Linked DNA regions of Mus musculus: region 1 is linked to region 2. A link is a loop called in an ENCODE intact Hi-C map of the cell type or tissue named here. Cell type or tissue: heart. All regions are shown on one strand. Each heading gives the region's core, and the rest is flanking DNA. Links, peaks and the distances in the headings are about the cores only.

What was found. Peaks named below come from ENCODE experiments on the same cell type or tissue, not always from the same donor. Only the 100,000 strongest peaks of a DNase experiment are listed, where the experiment ranks them.
Region 1: it touches region 2 in a loop (2.3-fold over the local background); 5 of 42 quality-filtered maps call a loop at or near these places.

What each region holds. Positions count from the first base shown.
Region 1 is chr11:65,082,360-65,094,044 of GRCm38, reverse strand. The region is part of intron 1 of Arhgap44 (Rho GTPase activating protein 44); the gene reads left to right. Among named protein-coding and RNA genes, the nearest start is that of 1700086D15Rik, 72 kb to the left of the region's middle. In heart, for the core only: a CTCF peak has its summit at 4,971; no DNase peak of the experiment used is centred there; H3K27ac peaks cover 406 bases.
Region 2 is chr11:65,156,407-65,168,091 of GRCm38, reverse strand. It overlaps Arhgap44 (Rho GTPase activating protein 44), which reads left to right and starts at 5,131. Exons shown (of 20, transcript NM_001099288.1): 1 at 5,131-5,506. The coding sequence starts at 5,454. It overlaps 1700086D15Rik (a long non-coding RNA gene), which reads left to right and starts at 8,192. Exons shown (of 2, transcript XR_003949567.1): 1 at 8,192-8,224. It overlaps LOC115487730 (a long non-coding RNA gene), which reads right to left and starts at 8,212. Exons shown (of 3, transcript XR_003949568.1): 1 at 7,879-8,212; 2 at 5,703-7,271. In heart, for the core only: no CTCF peak of the experiment used is centred there; DNase peaks (open chromatin) are centred at 5,151, 5,461 and 6,161; H3K4me3 peaks cover 1,524 bases; H3K27ac peaks cover 1,131 bases.

The sequences.
Region 1 (11,685 bases), core at 1,395-9,394, 74 kb after region 2:
AGTTGCGTCCTGGCGACCTGTATTTACAGGCCTGTTTCCATTGCTGTAACCATAAGTTTATTTTTGCAGCTGTACCCAGAGCCATGGACCAGAAAAAGACCTTGGCAGGTCATTGAGTCCATTCTCACACATGAAAGAGATGCTGCCTCAGTCCCACCCAGAGGCCCATTCTCCAGGAATCATGGATGGATGCTGTCAGTCATTAGATGGGATGACACTGTGGTTCTCATAGGAACAGACTTGGAGCAGAGGGACAATGTGGCCAGGGATAGAGCACTTTGAATTCCATTCTATGGCTCTGTGGTGGTAATAGTCCACACTCAGACCACGTAGCCCTGAACCGTCAGAACACACGGGTAACAAATTTAAGAAAGAGCACAAGGATACCCGTGTGTGGGCCGCCCTAGCTGGCCTCTGGTCCTTCCGTGAATCAAGCTGCTTTATAGTCAAGCTGTAGGACCACACATGATTTTCTCTCATTTCCACTGTTGGAAATCCAAGCTTAAGATATCAGCTGGGCTATTTCCTCCTATGGCCTACCTCCCAGCTTGTGGGTGGAGTCTTCTCAGGCTCCATGTAGTCTCTCTTTGTGCCTGTCTGTCCCTGTCTCCTCTTCCAGTAGGGATTCCAGTTGCAGTGGTTCAAGCTGCACCCTAACTCTGCTCTCACACCTTTACAGATCTTGCCTCCTAATATAGTCCTATTCTGAGATGCAGTTAAGATTTCAACTAAGGTTTGCAGGGTATGGCGTAACCCTTAAACAGCGACAGCAGTCAGCTAACACCAGCACTATATCCACAGCAGTTGGAGAGAAAGCTTTCTTCCCAACCCTGCTCAACTATGGTGAACTGAAAGAGCATAGACAGTCTGAAAGACATTAGACACACACGAGGGCTAGGAGAAGGCTGAGTTGGCAAAGTGCTGGCCATGGCGACCTGAGGACCTGCGTTTACCTTCTCAGCACTCATGTGGACAAAGGAAAAGCTGCCTGCAGCAGCACACACCTGTAATCCCAGTTCTAGACGGGCAGAGAACTTGGAGGACTGCCAGGACTTGCTGGCTATCTGGAGTCGTGAGGCCAGATTCAGTGAAAGACATCGTCTCTAAACCTAAAGGGGAGATCAATAGAGGAGTATATCCACTGTCGACCGTTGGCTTCTACACACACACACACCTGTGTGCACACACATACTCATGTATATGTATACACACACAAATGTGCAGACACACGCACAAACCTATACTACGTACATGCCTATACTACACACAAAATAAATACACTCATGAGGAAAAGATATAAGGGCTGGTGGTGATGTTTAGTGGTAGTGTGTGCTTGCTGTGTATAAACAAGGCCTTGGCTTCATTTTTTTTTTAAAGGAACATAATTATGTGGAGGATGGAAGAAATATGTACCTAATAATTTAGTATGGTAAATGTCAGGGTATTTGAGGCTTAACATCTTCCCACTGACAAGGAGATATTAGCCCAGGACTGGAAAGCACCCCAAGAAAGGTTCCCGCTGTCCAAAGCTCTCAGGGAACAATGAAGAACCGATAGGATTTAGATTAGGGATTTAAAGTAGTGTTCGAATATTTTAGAAGCTGCTTGAAAATTCTCATTTTAGAACTAGGTTTGGGAAAAAATGCACTACTTCCGAGTTTCATTTTACAAATTTAGTCCTTGTTTGTGACGAGTGATATGAAGGTGTGTTTTATAAGTTGGTTTGTTTATTAACATATTAACACCTTTTGTATTAATTTGCTCTATGCTTTTTTTTTTTTAACTGTGACCCCCAGCCCCCACCCCTGAGCTTAGCAGTCACCGTCCTGGCTGTCCCTCGTGCATACAGGTAGCGTTAGGTATGTCCTTTTCCTTGTACTCCTGTTTCTCCACCTGCCAGGCCACTGTTTGTTTTACCTTGGGATTGACACGCTGTACCCGTGGGACCTGTCTCTGTTCCTGGCTCCTGGCTGCGTTGGCCTTTCATGGCACAATACACACACTGTTCATTGTAGAGGAACGGAGAACTGTAAAGCAGCAGAGGCCATCACAACGCCATGCACCCCAGCCTCCTTTCCTGAGTATGCCTATGTGCGCCTCTTTTAAAAGAGATTTATTTCTTTCTGTTCTCGGTGTTTGACTGTTTTGCCTGCTTGTATGTGTACGGACTGCAAGCATGACTGGTACCCGCAGGACCAGAAGATGGCAGCAGCTCCCTTGGAGCTGAAGTTACAGATGGCTGACGCCACCATGTGGGTGCTGGGAACCTATCTTGGTTGGGTTACTGTAGCTGTGATTACCAAAGCAACCTGGGGAGAAAGGGGCTTGTTTGGTTTGCACTTCCACATCACAGATCATCATCAAAGCCAGCCGGGAACTCAAGCAAGGCAGGAACCAGGAGGGAGGGGCTGATACCCCATGGAGGGGGGCTGCTTACCAGCTTGAGAAGGTGCCAGGCTTTCTTCCTGTGCTTTCTTATAGAACCCAGGACCACTGCACAGGGGGATGGCATCACCCACAATGGGCGGGACCCTCCCATATCAGTCACTAATTAAGAAAATGCCTTACAGGGTTGCCTGCAGTCTGATCTTATGGAGGCATCTTCTTAATTGAGGTACCCTCCTCTCAGATGACTCTAACTTAAATCAAGTTGACATAAACTGTCCAGCAGAGAGCAGAGCCCTGATCTTCTGAGGGAGCAGCAGATGGTCATAACCACTGAGCCCTCTCTCTGGTGTGCAGCCTTTCAGATGAAAATGTTTTATATAGCTTTACGTGTGAGATAAATAACATTAAGTTTTACCACCTAACTAGAAGTTCATGCATTTCAGCCGTGTCCACTTTAGGTTTTTAAGTAAATGGACCTTTGTCCTCAGACCTCCCCATTGGACTTAGTTCCTCTCCGTGCACACACACAAGTGCACACACACGAACATGAGCACACATGCATGTGCTCACATACTCAAAACCACACACGAACTTACATGTTTGTGTGCGTACACACACACACACACACACACACACACACACACACAGATGTACTTTAACATTGTTTAGCATTGTTTGCAGTGGTTCTCTTATATGTGGTCTTTTTACTCCTGTTTAAGCCTGCCTGGGTTGACTCAGTTTCCTGTGACAGGCTGTAGTGAGCCCCGATGATCACAGCCCTCATCGCCTGTCTTTGTTCAACTGTTTCTTTCCTACCCGCCCTCTCTCATCTCTTCCTCTTCCTTTCTTTCTCTCCTTTTTTTTTAAAATACTTTTTATGCATTTTAAGACACAGATGGCTTCTATTCATCTTATCCTGGAATAATGGTCATGTCTTCTATATATATGTCATCCATAGGTTGATTGGTAACGCCTTCAGCCAGTTAGAACTGTGTGAGGTGCAGTGTGCCTGTGATCACAGTCCTCAGGAGGCTGAGGTTGGAGGATCTTAAGTTCAAGGTCAGCTTGGCTACCCGGCACCATGCTGTGCCACAGGAGAACAGCCAATGAAGCCCTGTGTGTTACCCGCATGTATACAGGACTCCATATCATTCTGTATGGCAGGACAGCGAAGATTAAACCATGGTTCACATTGCAGGACGTTTTGGCACCGTTGCTGTTTCAGTATGACTCCCTTAATAAGGAGCTTCATACCCAGTCTTTCCCTCAGTCGTTTTTCTACAGAATCTTTTTCATCCACAGCACCTTAGGAAGCTCTTCTTTAATGGAAACATTTCGGGTAACCATTGTGACCAACCACCACCAAATTTATATGACACTGTGACAATCAAGGTTTCCGTGGGTGGTGTCAGTTGTTCTTCTGGGCTTATAAATAGAACAGAGCACCAGTTTTGGATCAGCTTGCCTGCTCCCTGTTTTGATTTTAGTCTGTTGAGTGTGAAATTGAAAGAAAATCAAAAAGTCATGACTTGTACCCAGTGTCACCTCCACCGTGCCTGTCACCACAGTGACTCATCCCTTGAACATGGTGGAGAGGGCTCAGTCTGGATATCAAGTGATTTTTGTAGGAAATTGAGGAAGTAGGCAATGTAGGAAGTTGAGGCTGAGACACAGCTTCTTTGCACAGTCTGGTGCTGGGCCTCTCCTGTTGTGCTCTGCAGTCTGGGGCACAGCAGAACTCCCACATTTGGCTACCTGACCTCCCCTGTCTCTTCCCTGAGCAGTTCCCCCAAGCCCCTCAGCCAATCAGGTGTGCTCCACAATTTTTAAAATCCCATTTGACCTTCAAATTAGTTTCTGAACCCCAACTTCTAGGAGCAGACTTGAACAGACTCTCTCTAGTAGAGGGAGTATTTAGGGACTGTCATGGCCTCCCAGCTCCAGGGCTCTGGCCTGATGCTTTCCATTTGTCTGTCTGATGCTGGAGTCCTTGCTATAGGGAGCTGTCAGCACCACCAGCCAGCTGGCCTTGTTGATCTGTCTGGGCAGACACTGTTGGTGGGCAAGGTGAGGCTCTGCCAGCGTGGGTCCTAGGTAGCTTCTGTGACCGTCTGCTTCTGACTGCATTGGCCGTCTCAGTGTGCTGACTGCAGAGGCCAGAGCTCTGGCTCTAAAGTGGGTACAGAAGCTTGGCATTCCAACCATGGCTGGCCTTCCAGCTCCTGTGCTTTGAGATGGAGCAGCTCTTCAGAAGCCCCCAGCTGTGTCTCCTTGATATAGTCGTTGTTCGCATTTGCGTACATGTTGACCACAGTAGAGGGTTACTGATGTCATCTTCATTCTCTGTACCCTCCCTCCCCCAATTCAGCCTTCTCCTAAAGATGGCAGTCAAAAGTGCTTAAGGAATGCATCTTAATGTATCCTGTGATTGGTCCTGATGCTGCAGCACAGAGGGGCAGGAGAGCAGCAGCTAACCTACATCTCTTAGTGAAGGATGTTTGCTTATCAAAATATGCATTCTTGCTGTGTTCAGGCCAAAAACAACAGGCCCTCTGCTGGCGACCAGGAGAACTGCTACTGCTCTGGAAGTGGACATGATTAAGGAAACATCTAGACATATCAGACTTAGGATGGAAAAATAAAAAAGCTGTTTTAGAGCCTGGGGCTGTGATCAGGCCCGTAGGAGCCTGACCCTTGCCCTAGCAGCAAGCAGCTTTGATAGATAGCCTCCTCGGGGCATGCTGGGAGTGTGCAGAGTAGCCATACAGCCATAAGGGCAGTCCCACTGACTGCTTGCCTGGTGGTGTCAAGGCAGCAGTAAGTCAAACAGTGCTTACTAAGTAATTCCTTTCCTCACCTTCCCTCCTTGCTATCTTAGATGATAGCATATCTGGCATCCACCAATCAGAGCAGGTCCCTTCCTGGGCAGTATCTTGTGGTCCAGTGGTCAATGTCCACGACAGTCTGATTAATCAGTACCTCTGATGAACACAGATGGGAAAAAATTCTCAAGAGAAAATGCTTGCAAACTAAATTCAAGTACACAGTGAAAATCGTCCACCACCATCAGGTTGGCTCACATCTCAGAGCTGCAAGGATGGTTTACCATACTAAAGTCAGTTATCTCTCAGTAGTATTGTTTAGTCTCTGTGAGTTTGTGTATTTTTTGTGTTTTCTATTGCTGTTGAAATCCAGCTTACTCATCTGTGGTCTCAGAGAGTGCAGGATGGGATTTCACCTTTCTTCCTTGTTGAGACTTGCTCTGCTTCCTCATATGTGGTCCACTTTGGAGGAATTTCCATCAGTTGCTTCTCTAGTGTTTGGGTACAGTGTTCTGTAGATGCCTGTGAGGTCCATTTGAGTTATGAGGTCACTTGAGATGAGAGTTTCTCTGTTTATTTATTCTAGATGACCCTGGCTCTCACAGTCTTTGTTGGAAGATCAGCTGTTATTCCAATGGGTCTGCATTTTTATGTGACTTAGTCTTTTTCTCTTGCAGCTGCAAGTATCCTTTCTTCTGCACATTTAGTGTTTTGTTTATTACATGACTTGGGAAGTTTCTTTTCTGGTTCTGTTTGGTGTGCTATATACTTCTTGAACCATAATAGACATCTCCTTCCTTAGGTTATGTTATATTGACCCAAAGTTTCCTCTTTTTCTGTATCTATTATTTACAGTTTTGATCTTTTTATGTTATTCCAGAGTTCCTATATATGTTTGTTTGCGTGTGTATCTGTCTATCTGTCTGTCTGTGTTTGCATTTAGCATTTTCTTTGGTGAAGTGAACTCTTTCTTCTACCTCGTCTTCAAGACCTTATATTCTCACTTCCCCTTAGTCCGGTCTATTGCTGAGACTGTCCTCTGAGTTTCTCCCTGAATTTTTCATGACATGTTTTATTTCATTTGGGGGTTTCTTCAGAAATTCTATCTTTTTGCTAAATTCTATTTCTATATATTGAGTTGTTATTATTATTCCATTCAACTGTATTGTTATGGTATTAATTTCAGCATTTATTCACATCCTTCTTGAGTTCCTTGAACATATTATTACTGTGACTTTGAAATCATTGTCCAAGCTTCTTTTCTCAGGGAGTAAAATCATTGTTAATGGAAATCTATCCTTTTGGTCATTTGTGTTCTTTGTGGTTTTGTTTTCTGGTTATTCCTACTTCTCAGGTTGTAGACCAGGCTTTTGGGGACTTAGGGTTCAATCTTGGGGCAGTTCAGTATTGGTGTTTGAGTGGGTTTCAGAAGTAGGGCTAGGTGACATTTCTAATCTGAGGAGCAGAGATTCTGTAGAGTTGTAAATCCCATAGCCAGTGCTCAGGAGTCGAGGGTGGGGGGCAGGAGGTGTGCCCCTGATTTTTCTTTAGACAACAGGTATGGGTGGAATGACAGCTAGAGTCTGGAGTGGGAATGGGACTGCAGTGGGGGGGGGGGTCTCAGGCATATAAGGATCTCAGACAGGCTGAAGGTATGGACGACGGGACTTTTAAATTACATTTGCTGGGATCTGAGCTAGGATCCTCAGGCTTGTGTAGTAAGTGTTCTTACCCACAGAGCCATCTCTATGGGCCCCTCATTAAGAGATTTTGCTTATTTTCCTTTTCCTTTTTATAATTTTATTATTTGCATTCCAGCCATTGCCCCCTCTCGGTTCCCTTGATTTTGTTTATTTTCAAAATAAAAAAATATTCTTTGACAATTCCCTTTATGTATATGATGTATTTTGATTATATTAATTCTCTATTTGCCTTTCTCTTCCTCCTCCTTTCTCTGGAACACCCCCAGTCCCAATCTCTCCTTTACCCTTTATGGCACACTGAGTTTGGGTAAGATTGATTCTGTGGGCATGATTGTGGTATAGTATACTGAATTGCAGGCAACTTTTCAATGCTATACCCCCAAAGAAAAGGACTTCCTTGTACCAGCAACCATTACCTGCCAACAACTCCTTAGCTAGGTGTTGGTGGTTTTATGGGCTTTTTAGTCCTTTAGAACTTTAGAAGATGTGCAATCTTCTGTAGGTAACCATGGTTGCCATGAGTTCATGATTGTAATGGCCATACTATGTCCCAAAGACAGCATAAGTGGCTAGGGATATAGATAACATGATCAAGAAAGTTCTTTACAAGAGTACCCAGTAGCTTGTGTGTTAGTTAATACCTGATCCAGTCAAGTTGACAACCAGGTTTAGCCATCACCCCTCCACTAACATTCTTGCCACTATTAATCGTACCAGTGGGTATATCATGCCTGGAAGGCCATTACTGTAGCATACAAGGTCCAGCACTGAATGAGACCATGGATGACTTTCATCCCGGAGTAGCCTACGTAGCATAGTTTGGCCATGAATGCTAGCTAGCACGGAGAAAATTTCCAGGTCAGTTCCAGTTTGACTTTTCTGGGTCCTACACCCAAGGAGTATGGATGGTGTCTTTAAAAATAAGGTCTTGCCATATCTTTATGTCAGTGTCTTATTTAAGGTTTCTATTGCTGTCAAGAGACACCATGACCATAGCAATTCTTATAGAGGAAGATACCTAATTGAGGCTGGCTGACAGAAGTTTAGTTCACTATCATCATGAAAAGAGGCATGGTGGCATGTGGGCAGACATGTTGCTAGAGAAGGAGCTACACCTTGATCTGCAGGCAGCAGAAAGAGGCTGTGTACCACATTGGGCATAGCTTGAGCATATGAGACCCTAAGGCCCACCCTTACAGTGAAGCCACACCTACTCTAACAAGCCATACTTCCTAATGGTACCACTCTCTATAGGCCAAGCATTCAAACACATGAGTGTATGGAGGCCATCTTATTCAAACCTCCATAGTCAGTCAACCAAGCGAAGCACAATGGCCTATAGTGTTTAGGGGGCCTCTGGAGCCTTTGTCTTAGTCACTGTTCTATTGCTGTGAAGTAATAGCTTGATCAAAAGCAACTCATAAAAGAAAACATTTGACTGGGGCCTTGGGTTCAGTTTCAGCTGTTAATACAAGACTATAACGGCAGGAAGACATAGTGCTAGAGCAGTAGCTAAGAGCTTTACATCCTGATCTCTGGGGAACAGGCACAGAGTTCAAGACTGGGCCTGATGTGGCCTTTTGAAACCTGAAAGCTGACCTCATGTGGCACACCTTTGCCAACAAGGCCATGCCACATTTTCTCATTCTTCCCAAACAGTTCCACTCTCTAGGGAACCAAGTATTTTTAACATACAAGCCTACAGAGCCATTCACATCCAAACCACCACAGCAACCACCACAGCCTCCTCGACCAAGAATTTTCAGGATTTGGTAATAAAATTTTTGTCTGGTAAACCATGGCTTTTGGGAACAGCATGACCCACCCATGCTTACATATTTTAATTAACTTACAAAGTAGTGGGTTTTTTAATGTACCTTTTTACAGCTCTATAATTTTGGTTGCCTCTCCCATTTCCTGCCTCGTTTCCTTTAATCGTCTTTTCTATCCCTAGTTCCCTCCTACTTCCTTCTCTCTCCCATCTCCTTCACACCATCCCCCTTAAACCTTTCCACCCCCAATAATCGCACAGCTTCTACTATCATCTTCCCCCTCCTTAAGATATTTGAGTAAAAGACGCATTTACAGGATGAACCTATGAATACTGTCTACTTAAAGCTTTTTTGATATCTTCGCCTCATCTCTAATATTTTTCTGTGAACATATTGGCGACCTTTCAGATTTAATTTTTTTTTCTGCATTAAATGAATTTTAAAATTGGGTTTTCTAAGCATTTCCTGATTGCATTATTTTCATTGTATTGATTTTATATTTAACCTACCTTGTCCAGATAGATTCTATAATAATGTCTTTATGGTGTTTTGAACTTACTTTAAGATCAAGTTGACTTCTATATATATATATATATTCCCCTCCCTGTTAAAAGTCTACTTTAAGAACAGGCATGGGTATATTCCTAGTAAAGGTAAAACAGAATCATCAGAACTCAAAGCCGTCTTCAGCTATATTGAGCTGTATGTCTCAAAAGACAAGTAAATTAATAAACATATAAGCCTTCTGTTTCCATTGTGCACTATAGGGTAGAGGAATCTGACCTCAGTTACATGAGAATACTTGTAACATATTCCCATAAGGAATAAGGTAAGCTAAGCATAGGACCTTTTATAAAGCAAGGATTTTTTCCTTCTTATAGTTTTCACAAACATGCATTACATTAATATTACTATGTTAAGTATTTCTCATTTATGAGAGAGTCTTGGCTTTGACATGTAATTAAGCAGTATGATTAACTATGCTGAGAGGTGTCTGAGGTTAGACCATGTGTCCATCCTAGCAGCTAGTCTAACTTGTTCATGATGTGCCATTTATGCTATGGTGTCATTTTTTTTTTTCTTGTACTGCCCTTTTCCAGTTTGTGAATTGTAATCTAAAAGTGACATCTTCCACCAGCTCATATATTTGAACAGTTGTTCCCCAATATGGTGGTGCTATCTCAGAAGGGTGTGGAACCTTTAGGAGGATTGGACTGACTGAAGGAGATGGCTCACTAGGGGCAGGTATTCGGGTTTTATAGGAGGCTTCACCTCCTGACAGCAGACACTATTAGCTGCAGCCTCTTTCTCTTGGCATCTTGCCTTCCTTGCCATGCAGTTGGGATATAATAGCAATGACTAATACAGGTAACAACTGACACTTGTTTTTATTATTTCCCACTATTATTAAAGTAGTTTGTGAACATCTGGAAGGAGTTTTGTTTTTGTTTGTTTGTTTGTTTGTTTGTTTGTTTGTTAGAAAATATACCTGTAAGACCGCTTCTGTTTCCCTTTGGAAAAGATATTTTATTGCTATCTGAATGTCTTCTATGAAGATAGGATTATCCATGCTTTCTAGTTACAGTTGAGTCAGCTTTAGCTTGCTTTTTCTAAGCCTTTGGTTCAGTTTGTGTTGTCATTCCAGAGCCTCATTGATGTTTTAATCTCTGCGACACCTGTTTGTCTTCGACATTGCTTGTTTCTTCTTTCTCTTATTTTTGTTTCCCAAGTAAATCTTGTAGAGATACTTTTTTGTTAGTCTCTCTTCAAAGAGTTTTTTTTCAATTTAATTTATTGTCTTTATTTACGTTCTTCTTTATTGTTCTTTATTCTGTTTATACTTTTCAAGTATTGTTGCATCTTTTACAAAACAAGCAACACAGAGTATATTCTTTGCGTTGCTGATGAGATTGACGTATTTTGTTTCTTAATTATAAATATTAAAAATTTTAAATACAAATTGTTTTAAACCTATGTGCTACCTAGAAGTATTTCCAAATGTGCAGTTTATAATCTTCCTGCTTCCACTCCCTCAATGCTGGGAGTACAGATGTGTACCACTGCTCCCAGTATCAAGGATTGAACCCAGGACTTTGTGCTTGCCAGGCAAACACTCTACCAAACGAACCATAGCCCAATAAATGTATTTTCTTTCACATTTTACCTTGCTCTTTATTACAAAATAAAGTATGTTGCGGTAGAGAACATTGCTTGTCCTTTCACATTTGTTGAGAAGTATTTCATAAGCTCATCATCTGTGGTGTTTGGAAACACATTCTTATGTTCATGAGAAGAATTCATGCTCTTTATCCCGAGATCTTGAGTTTATGTATCTCTATCAGATACATCCGATTTAAAAAAAATAAAAGATTTGCTTATTGTATGTATGTGAGTATCCTGTCATTCTCTTCAGACCTGAAGAGGACATCGGGTCCTGTCACAGATGGCTGTGAGCCACCGTGTGGTTGCTGGGAATTGAACTCAGAACCTCTGGAAGAGCAGTCAACACTCAACGGCTGAGCCGTCCCTCCTGCCCCACATCCTCTTGTTCTGTGGTTTCAGGAAGAATGGCGATGACTTTTATTTTTTAAATACCGTGTTTCCCACCTCTCCAGTGTTTTGTCAGCCTTGACTCCTTTTGTGATCCTTAGAAATGAATAAGGTAGTTTTCATCATTATATTGCAACTGCCTCTGCTAAAATCAATATAATTGATTAAAAATAGCTGAGATGCAGCTCAGAAGGCATATGCTTGCCTAGCATGGATGAAACCTCAACTCCATGAGTAGCTCTACAGATAAACAGCAAAAGGGGATTTGCTTGCCATTTTCCTCCAAAGCCTGGTGTTTCAGAAATAGCTCTCATAGCTCTCTTGCCGAGCCCCTCTCTCTCTCTCTCTCTCTCTCTCTCTCTCTCTCTCTCTCTTTCTCTCTCTCAAAGTTTCTTCCTCTTATTAGATGGAGCTTTTTAAATTACTGTTGAACTATCCAGGCTATACATC
Region 2 (11,685 bases), core at 1,651-9,650:
GAAGGTTTCTCAAAAAAAAAAAAAAATAAAAACAGAACTACAACATGATCTAGCTATCTCACTCCTAGGCATATGCACAGAGAACTCCATACCATACCACATGTTTATGGCCGCTTTATTAACTATAGAAAAGGACTGGAATCAACCTCATTTCCCATCAACAGATGAATGGAAAATGAAAAGCTATCTGTGAATATATGAAGTTAAAACTTGCAGGAAAATGAGTGGACTTTCACATGAGTAACAGTATAACTGAACAAAAGGAAGAAGACAGGCTAAGTAGATATAAGGGATGGAGAAGGACTAAACCTAAGTGATAGACACGAGCTATGAAAGAGGGCATAAAGCGAATTGTTTTCCTAGCTCCAACTCTGTCATGGAGATTTTTGGTTTTGGTAGTGGATAAATGCATAAAATATATTCATTACTGAAAGTTTAATATGAAGCTCTATAGCTTCTGTTATGAATGACTATTCTCATTGTACAGAAGAGAGAGAGAAAGAGACAGAGACAGACAGAAAGAGGGAGGAGGGGAAGTGGGAGGGGAAAGGGAATGGGGAGAGCGCAGAAGGAAGAGGGAGAGAGAACAGAGGAAAGACGTGACTATAAATGCTCAAAGTCCACTCACCAGCAACATACTTTGTCCATCAAGATTTCACTTCCTAAACTCACCACCTTTCCAAACAGCATCGCTAACTGGGGATCAAAATGTCCAAAACATAAGCCTATGGGAGACATATGTCATTTAGAAACTTTATGTAGTTCTTGGAAATTTGAAATATAGTATACAGCAGCTGAAGGGCTATGTTATTTAATTTGATGCCAACACCATTCTAACTCAATGATTGACTATGAACTTGCTTACCATATTCCTAGGAAAATTAATTTCACATAAATAAAATTTTGAAGAAAGCTAAGATGCATGTGATTTTATTGGCCAGAGCAATCCTGTGGCCAAGCCAAAGGTTGACAGGTACAGGGAGGTGCCATCCTCCCATAGATCAAAGTCAAGAACACAAGGAACAGAGTGTTCCTTTCCCTTCTTTTCCCTCCTCTTTTCTCCTGCAAACAAATTTCACTTTTAAGCATATTTCCTTTAGGTGCAGAAATTACATTCCAGGCCATTCCACACCTTGGCTGTAGAGCTTTCTGCTCATTGGTAACCCAGCAGCATCCTATCCAGCCCTTTTGGCTTTTGTAGGAAATGGGGAGATGGAACATTTGCGATTCCTCATGGGATTGGCCTCCCACCACGGCAAAGGACTTTTGTGCAGAAGCTCTGCAGATGATAGACAGTGTGATGGATGCACTTCTTGTCCTTCTGGCAGACAGCTTCACTACGCCTGCTGTCAAGCATGGACTACAAAAGAACAAGTCGCAGGCTACGTTCCCAGACATGTCCTCTAGAGACTCAGTGGTGAGGCAATACTAAATCTTCAGGTGGTAACACAACCAAGGTGCCCTTCTTACTCCAGCTAGAAGGCTGTCACTCAGCTCCACACCACCCACAACTAATTCATGGTGATATAGGGCAGCGGAGGAGGGAGGATATTCTGTGTATATTGCCTTTCCACAGAAAATCACCTGAGTAATCATGACCTCAATAAGCCATAATCTCTCCTGTAGGGATAGGTAGCATTTGATTTATTTATTTTCGGGTAATGATAGAATCTCTATGACTACCATCTACTTCCCTTTTCTCTTTCTTGGTTTCATCTCCTGCATCACCATCTTCAACACCCCAGCAGCATGTGGGTTCTTTAGACAGCATGAAGTTACAGCCTTCACAAGCCACATGAAAGCACAAAAGCTTGTGTTCTTAAATTCCAAACTCTCTTCTTTAAAAACTCCATTTTGTTACATGTGATTCTGACATCTGCTTTGAAAGATCAAAAGTGCAGACTTGACATTAATTTCCCTCTCTCTTTCTATTTTTTTTCCTGTGTCATTATCCTTTCTCCAGGACAGAATGCAGAAGATGCACTTAATGTATGGACAGGATGACTGAGACACTAAACTCTTTATTTATTGAAATTTCAACAGCCACACAATTCAAGGGCCACTGTACTGAATAACACAGTTGTACGACCAAGTATCATGTTGTTTAAAGTCATACAGTGTTCTTAATGGCTCCCCATGACTGATGTACACAAAGCCATGCTTATTAGGGTATTATTGGTGGCTTTTCATGTTACTGTGAAGAAATACTTTGACCAAATTAAGGTAACAGAGTTAATTTGAGCTCACAATTTGTGGGTACAGACCACCATGGCAGGGCAGTCACAGCAGTAGAACCTGAAGGCAGCTGGTCACACTGCATCTGCTATCAGGAAGAAGAGAGAGATGAACGATAATCCTCAGCTCACTCTCTCTCTTTTATATACAGCCCAGAGAATGGTGCTGCACACATTTAAGGTGGCTCTGCTTACCTCTGCCAACCCAAACATTCTCTTACAGACGTACCCATAGGCTTGTTTCTCTGGTGAATCCAGCTCCTGCTAAATTGATAAGCACTATTAACCATATGGTCATTTTTTTTTTTATTGCAGGCAAATGAATGGAACTAGAAAATATCATCCTGAGTGATGTAACTCAGATCCAAAATGACATGCATGGTTTGTACTCACCAATATGTGGCTATTAGCCAAAAAAAAAAAGTATAGAATACCCAAGATACAGTCCACAGAACTCAAAAAGGTCAACATGATGAAGGGCCCAAGTGAGGATGCCTCAGCCCCACTTGGGAGGGAGGGAGGGGCCTGGGAGGGAAAGGGGATGGGGGGGGGGAGAGGGGAACATCATCTGGTATTGGGGGGGGGGAAGACTGAAGCCCTGGGGGCCAGAAGAAAGAATGGAAACAGGTAACCTTGGGAGGTAGGAGTTTGGGGAAACCCTTCAGAATGCACCAGAGGCCTGGGAGGTGAGAGACTCTCAGGACTCAAAGGGAGGGACCTTAGATGAGATGCCCTACATTGGGAAGAGGGAACTTGTAGAGCCCACCTCCAGCAGAAAGACCCAGCATCAAGTGAGGGATGGGGTTGCCATCCCACAGTCAAAACTCTGACTCATAATTGTTCCTGTCTGAAAGAACTGCAAGGATGGAAATGGAGAGGAGCTCCAGGAAAAGAAGGTCCAGCGACAGGACCAAAGTGGGATCCAGCTCAAGGGGAGGCCCCAAGACCTGACACTATTACTGAGGCTATGGAGCGCTCACAAAAAGTGACCTATCATGACTGCCCTCCAAAAGACTCAACAAGCAGCTGAGAGAGTCAGATGCAGATATTCGCATCCAACCAATGGACAGAAGTTGCTGACTCCTGTGGAGGCTGAGGAGGAGGGTGACCCTGTAGGAGGACCAGCAGTCTCAATTGACCTGGGCCCCTGAGATCTCTTGGACACTGGAACACTATCCAGGCAGCATACATCAGCTGATATGAGGCCCCCAACAAATATACAGCAGAGGACGGCTGGGTCTGGGTTTAGTCAGGAGAAGGTGAACCTAACTCTCAAGAGACTGGAGGCCACAGGGAGTTTAGAGGTCTGGTGGGGTGGGGGGTGGGGACATCCTTGTGGAGACAAGGGGGGTGGGGAGGAGGTATGAGATGTGGAATGGTCGGAGGGTGGAACAGGAGGGGAATAACATCTGCAGTTTAAAATAAATATAAATAAATAAATAAATAAATAAATAAATGAATGAATAAAGGATTTTTAAAAACTCAAAATAGAAGTACTTTGTTTATATAAACATGACGTTGACATGACTGTATGTTGCCACATACAGTCAGTCACAAGCACGATGCCTTCACTGCTAATTGACCAGAACTCTTGACCTAATAAGCAGAGGCTGAGCTCACAATTAATTAAAGATTTCATGTTCATTCAGCCAAAACATGCCTCAAACCATCATTTGTTCCGCTGGCCAGTAAGACACTTACATCCATATTTAGGGCATCTTTCTACTGTAATCAACACACTGCAGAGAATCTCGGGTCATAGATGGATGCTCTTCCTTTTTTTTTTTTTTTAAACTATTTTCATAATAGGAATGATCCTGGATTTTCCCATTATGCTATCTTCCATTGTATCTGCCACAGTGGACTACATGATAGCCTGTATGTAGTTAGATTTGGAAAACAGCACTCTTTCATTTCCATCTACCAAACAGCAGTGCTTTCTACTTGAGATAGGGAAGCTGGAGATGAGAGAGTCCCAGCAGTTTTCCTAAAATTGCTGATTAAATATGTGAGATTCTAATGGGAAGACTCACATTTGTTTGATCCAATGTCTCTACTGCCCAACAACTCTGACTTGATATATATAAAGATGACAACTAATTGAGATCACATGTGATTTTCTTTCTTTTTTTTACATTATTTATATTTATTTAGTGTGTGTGTACGTAAGACAACATGCAGGAGTTAATTTTCTCCTACCGTGTATGTTCTAGACACTGAACACAGGTCAATAGGCTTCTTTACCTATTGAGCCATTTGCTGTCCCCCTCACCTGCCACCTTCCAAGTCTAATGAGCCACAATTTCTTTCAACCAGCTGGTAAATGCCAGTGGGCTGCCCAGCTGATACCATTTCAGGTCTAGTGGCGGTAAGGAGATGGACATAGCTATGGTAATAGAATCTAAATCATACAAGAAAGCTGTCTCAGGTTGTGCTAGTAGACAAGACGTTACTGATTCAATCTTATGTAAACTTTTGGTTACTTACTGGGTTTGAAAAAGATTAAGGATGGCATTTTGGGATGCATGCTACGCCTAGTTCGAAACCCCTTTGTCCCAAGCTTAACACTGTGATTGAACACCAATAAGGTGACTTTATACAATTTAACGAACACATCTGCCTAACATATCTTCATATGAATTCAACACTGAACATCTCGCATTCGCTTGAGAGAAAATAGGAGTCAGACGTTTACTCTGTTTGTTGTTGTGTCGTTGGTTTCACTATTCAAGCACGAAAGTATTTCCTTTACTACAAGGCTAAAGCCTAAACGTCTTGGTCATACTGTCTTCTCTCACCTCTGCACAAAAGCTGTCCCTACAAACTTTGGACAGAGGAAAGGTGGGAGCGGCAAACTACAAGTCCCAGCATGCACGGCGCATTCCGCACAGGCGCACGGGGACCACCCGGCCAGCTGGCTAGCCAGCCTGCGGAGACTCCCCGGTTCGCTCGCCGGGCTGGGGCTGGGGGCTAGCTACAGCTGGGGCTGACCGCCGGGCGCCTTGGGCGGCCCCGGGCGTGGCACAGAGAAGGATGCGGCGGGCGGACTAGGCGGAGGTGCTCTCGGGAGGCTGGGCGCGGGCCAGGCGGCTCCCCAGGCTCCGCAGTGCCGCCGCCGTCGCCCGGGAGGCTGGGCGCGGGAGCCATGTAACCCTGCGGTGGGCTCCGGGCAGCTCAGTCCTTCCCCAGCTCCCGGGCTAGCGCGGCAGCGGGGCCACGATGAAGAAGCAGTTTAACCGCATGCGCCAGTTGGCCAACCAGACGGTGGGCAGGTAGGTCACCCGCTGGCCGCCCAGGGCCGGCACGCCCGCGGGGCTGCATCTGCCAGGCGCAGGTGATGGAGCTGCCCGGCCTGGAGCTTGTGCGTCCCTCCTGGGTCCGCGCGGGTCGTTGGTGAGACCTTTCCTCTCCCGACCCCTGCTCGCTTCTCGCTCGCCGGTCTAGGCTCAGAGAGTGACGCATCCTCACCTGCGTCCCCAGCTGCCCCTTCACCTCGCCCTCTCTGCCTTTCCTCGGGACTCCCTTTTCCTCTGGTAGCGATTCTTCCTGGAAACAGGTGTTTGCTCTGCTGGAGCTGCTGGCTGCCGAGTCGTTGGCTGCCTCTGGAGATCTCTTCCTCCCTGCGCCCAGTTCAGGGCTGCTTAGGGTCCTGAGGTAGTGTTGGGCCTGGTCGACACCCTCCTTCCCCACTGGAGCCCTGTTTGTTTTCAGGGGCTGTGACTGTATGGGATGCTGGATCACTTTCCTGGCTGTTTTTTCCTCAGCGTTTGGGGGTGGGGAAAGGATGGCGAGAAGGGGGAAGGTGCTGGCTGATGTAGGCTCGGTCCCAAGACTGATTTCAGTGGAGGGAGGGAGGGAGGCTGCGAAAGTGAGGTTCAACTCCCTTGGAAGATGAGAGGAGGATCAGAGAGAGGAGGATCAGAGGCTCTCAGCCAGGTAGGGGATGGGACAGTCTCTCCTCCCTCCCAGTCCAGAACAGCTTGGCCCCAGGAATCTGCAGGACCCAGACTGCTCTCATCTTGGTGAACATGGACTAGATCTGGGCCAGTGTCTCCAGGAGCGGATCTGTGGGGTGCCAAGATCTATTAAGGTTACATAAGGATTCTTAGTGGGTCCCGTCCAAAGCTAGACATTCTTGAAACACAGGCTTGTTAGATAGAGGGGGATTTTTCATGGAATCTGTGTGCCCAGGGCCGGATTTCTGTGTGGTTGTTAAAGGAATTTAGGTGTGCAGTTTAAAGTAAGCAGAAAGGGAAGAACCAAGCCTTGGGTGCAATTCAAGTGCAGGCTCCACACATAGAGTGCTCTCGGCCAGGTTTGTTGAGAAACCAAATACCTTTCTTGGGTGGGAAATGGAGCTTGAGCTGGCACCTGGTAGGGTGGGGGTGGGGACTTCCCTGGAGAATAGAGGACATGAGGGAAGCATACTGCCCTAGTTACAGTGGGCATTTGAGGGCAGGGGATGTGATGGCTTCTCATGCTTTCAGGAACTCCAGATGGTTTCCAAGTAACCTAAGCGTTTCCAAGCTTCTAAACTAGACTTGGATTCATTTTCCCTTCCCAAACACATGTGCTTTAACATGAGGGGGGAATTTATGAATAGCAGAGTCAGATTAGCCCAGATTTTTGGCACGGTATTGCCACAAATATAGCCTCACGTGGACTGTCTTTGGTATGTTGGATGCTGAGATAGTGCTTTCCTGGTACTGGGGGGTGTAGCTGTTGGTTGTCAAGCTGACCATTCTTTACTGTCTTGGCTTCTGGATCACACTCCCTGGGCTCTGGCATACATGATGGCAGTAGACATCCCAGGGGTGGGCCCCTCACTCTGACCACAGGTTGCTGTTTCTCATGGAGTATTCTCAGTCCACTTAGTAGCCTGGTGTTCTCTTGGAGTGTTAGAGATTGGTGCTCGGATATAGATGTCTCAGGGAAGGCATTCGTGTTGCTTCCAGACACCTGGCTCCTATCTTCCTTCAGGACTTGTTTTTAAGTTGTGAGATTTTTGAGGCATGGGCATAGGAACTATATTTTTCACTGTCATTCGTGGAGGAAATGAAAAATAGGCAAAAGCAGACTGAATTATTATTATTATTATTATTATTATTATTGTAAAAAGTAGTCTTATGTATTCAAAGAACATTCTTAGAAGTACAAATCCAGGGGCTGCACCCTGCTATGCCAGAGCTGCTGAGCGCTTAGGTGGATGACCAACATGTACAAAGTTGAGGCCTGACTTGTGTCTGTTTTGGTGAAGTTTAGAGTAAACTGTTGAAGCAAAAATTAGTTTAGGATACTCTACTGCTTCAACACTTCCAGTGCCATCATTTTGCTTAGCAGCCCCAGCATTTCAGTAGCCACATCCCTCTGGACCCCCCTTTGTCTCAGCATGCTCATTTTGTCTTCCTGTCTCCCTGTCCCTGAACTCCTGTGCTTCGGACACATGAAGCCCAGCTCCACTTTAGAGATTTGTTCTTGCTGACCACCAATTTTTACTACCTGGTTGAGGATGTGGTCTTCCCAAATTGCTTTCTCATCAATCAGCACTTGGCTCTCAGGCTCAGATAAAACCCCTGCTCCCTCACTCTTACCCATCATTCTTTTCATTTTTGTCCACTACTCCCCACAGTTTGAAAGCTTGTACCTTTTTGATTTTTGCCCGTCTGTCTCCAGTAGAATGTATTGATCACCCTCGCATGCCAAGGGCACAGAGCAGTGCCTTGTAGACGGTTGGTGCTCGGTCAATATTTATTGCCAAGATGAAATGGTTTACTTCTGGCCAGTGATGGGAATGAAAGGAGGTAGCGTGGGGGTTCTTCTTCCTATTGAGAATGTTGAGAGACTCAACCTGTGCATTGGGAAAGGGGCCATGATTTGCTTCTTAGTATCTCCACTCACTAGCAGCTCATAGTGCTGGAAGTCTGGATGGTAGGTGTGATGTCATAAAGTGCTTTGTAGAGAGGCCTTAGTGACCTCTTTCCGGTAGAGAGGTGAGCTTGAGAGCTGCTCTTCTCCACCACTCCCCACCTAGCTCACTTTCTGTAACTCACAGGTTTTGGGATTATTACAAATGAAAAACTTCTGGGCATTGGCTTATCTTCTCAGAACTGGGCATATCTTAGTAGAAATCAGCAACTTAGCATAGCAACTATAGGAAGAGTCTAGCATGTATGGAGCTCTGGGTTCAGTCCTCAGCACCACATGGTGATACATACCTGTAATCCGCCTGAAGGTAGAATTGGGAAGGCAACATAGTGAGTTCAAAGCCAACCTGGACTACATGAGGTCTTGCTTTGGTCATCTTCACATGTTTCTGCCTTGATTTTCCCATATGTGTTTCTTCACTTCCGACCCTACTCTGGAAAGTTCTCCCTGGCCAGCCTGTGCCTGCTTATCAAGTGATTATCAAGTGGGACACATTTGCATGGTTGCTTAATGATCTTGTGATTAGCTCTCTGCACATTTTTTTTTATTAGCAAAATGAGAACAGTGATGGTTGCCCCTTGGAGATATAGACATTGTAATGATGGTGGAGTTACCCCAGAAAAATGGCTAAGAGTAGCTTTAGGATCTTTGGGCCAGCATTCTAACTCTTTTTGGATGGCATGTTGTGCTCAGTTATTCAGTGTAAAATCACTGGCTGTCTCCTCTGGGCCACACACTATTCCGATCTGGGAATATTACAGTGCCGTGATCTGGGAATATTACAATGCCTTGATCTGGGAATATTACAGTGCCTTGATCTGGGAATATTACAGTGCCGGGCAAACTGAAGTTCTGTTCATTGGAGCCTGAATTCTAAGAGTGTGCTGCGCTTTTGATGGTTCATTTGTTGTGTGATCTTTAACTTGCCGATCATCTTCCCAGCTCGATTTGTAAGCTCCTTTGGAGGCAGAGACAGTGTGGCATGCAGAGGGTTCTCTGAAATTCCTGGGCAACTGGATCAAAAGATGTATGCATTGTAAGCAGAGGACTCAAGGAGAGTAGTTCAAAGACGCAGGGAGAGCACCTGCTGCTGCCTTTTTGGAGGAGCGAAGGGCGGCAGCAGCTGCTGGGTTGTGGACTGGAAGGAGGGCTCAGCCTCATGCATGCCGCCATTTGCTGCTTGTTGTTGTTGTTGTTGAAACTTAGAGTCTACTTGGGGTTCTACCCATCCTGAGAGCCTGTTCTTCTTGGAAGTGATATCTGGCTTGTCCTGGGTGAAACACAGAGCTGAGCGGAAACTTTAGCACAGGGCGAAAGAGAAGATACAAGAACCGGAAGTCAGCCCCTGAAGAGAAGATACAAGAACCGGAAGTCAGCCCCTGTTAAGGACTTGTTTTTCGGTCTGTAGGTGGGGAGCACAGTAAGCCGCCATCTTAGAGGGCTGGGATGAGGTTGGAGAGAGCCTGGCCTGGTGAAGGGCTCACCAGATGGACCACGAAGGTTCTGATCGTTTTTCTTGAAAGTTGACCCAGTCTTTGGAAGACATTAGCCTTCTATGTACAGGGTCTTGGAAATGGGTTCCAGTGGCGACTACCCAACTGCTCTGCGAGGGGTCTGCCCTTGGAGGAAAGCTGGCAGAGTTCCAGAGGAAGCAAGGAGCCCCAGGCTTGTAGATGGTAACATTGTAGGTGCGAGCAAGGCTGTTTGGGTTGCGCTGGGTTGTGTGGGTTTAGAGGTGCTAAGTTGGGGGGTGGAAGGATGAATTTTGCCTCCAGAGCTCTGCTTTCTATTCCTCGACTGCTAGTGTGCAAGACAGAGCTGAGAGGGCTTGGTTTCTCCTGCAGCCTTGCCAAGCCTCGCTGCCGCAGCGCAGCCTGCACAGTTGAACTGCAGGCAGTCCAGGCATCGGCCAGTGGTCCCGGCCGGCCGGGCATGAGGCTGCACAGGCTCTAGGAACAGTGGTCCCCGGCCGGGCATGAGGCTGCACAGGCTCTAGGAACTTTTTTTTTTTTTTTTTTGGTTATTTGAGACAGGACTTCTCTTTATAGCCCTGGCTGCTCTAGGAACTTTTGGCATAGCTGGCATTTCTGCTCTGGCCGAAGCCACTGAGGACCCTTTGCCTGAAGCGACGGCTTGTCCTTCAGTAGGTCTCTGAAAGCCATCAGGCAATCAATAGGACCAGAGGGGAAAAGTCAGAACAAGTCTAGATTAGTCATCACCTGCTTTTGCAAAAGCTGGCTGTGATTTGGACTTCTCAGATCAATGCAGGCTTCTGCAGCCTCTTTCTATGAGAGGCAGCAGGCTTCTCCAGACCAGAGACTCCCCTTAAGTTCTTCAGTAGAGAGAGTCCTGGGAGCCCAGGCAGGCCCTCTTGCTGAGGTGTGGCTTTTGTGCTAGCAGACCACACTGAGCCACTCATGACAGACTGGCAGAGGGACAGAGAAGGCCCTTTGCCCTTGGTTCTCCATGCCCCTTACTCTACAGGCCTGTCCCGTCTCCCCTCAGATGGCCTGCCTGTTCTCTGCAGTCAGCAAGAGGCAGCCTCACTTTCTTGGAGAATTCTCTCAGCCCAGACCTTCTGCAAGTCATTGTGAGGGAGCCTTTTTTTTTTTCCCTTGAGCAGCAATTAATCACCTCCCCTCCCACTTTTTTCCACCAGAGGAATTCATCAACACTGATTGGTAATTTTTTAATAATGGTGATAAGAAGCATTGTTTTCTTGTGGCTGTTTAAAAAAGTAAATTAGTAGCCATGTGACTAAAACAGTAATTTGTGGTTATTTGTTTTAGAGGGATCTGTAAGCATCCCTTTTATTAGTAGTCAAGAGCAGATTATTTCCAATGCTATTTCTGTGGTGATGGGAAATAGGGAGGTTATGGTCTGGCTCAGTGCTGAGAGCTCTCTGAGCTCAGAGAGCAGGTTCTGGGGACACAGAGAGGATCTGTCACTCCTCCATTCAGGGACCCCTGACCCTTGCCGAGTTGGGGAGGCTGTGATGTCTAGCAAATCGAAACTCTCCTTTCTGTCCAGGAAGCAAATGTAACTCTCATTTTCTAACTTTAGAGATAATTTTTAGAATAAACGTTTATTTTCCCACAGAATTCGGTTTATTTTTAGCCATTATTTTTAGTTGCATAAGTAATATTTATCATAGAGGAATGATAACCTTATGGGTGACCAGAAAAAGGGGGACGCTTGGTGATTTTTCTACCTAGAGCCACAGTTAATACTTAGTTAATACTTATTTAGGAGGCATCTTCCAGTCTCTTATTGAGGTAATATCTTGGTTGTATGAGCTTCCTGGAGTGTGCTTGAACAAGCTAAGATTGTTCTGCAGCCATCGGTGACACCATTGTTATTGCAATCCATTGTTGACCTGGACATCATGTGAGAATAGTGACCATATTATGTATTCTCTTGGTTTTTTATGTATTCTCTTGTAACCTTCTTAATCAATTGCCTTCATCTTATATCTTGAATATGACTATCATACCAGCAAATACAAGTGTGCACATAATCAATAACA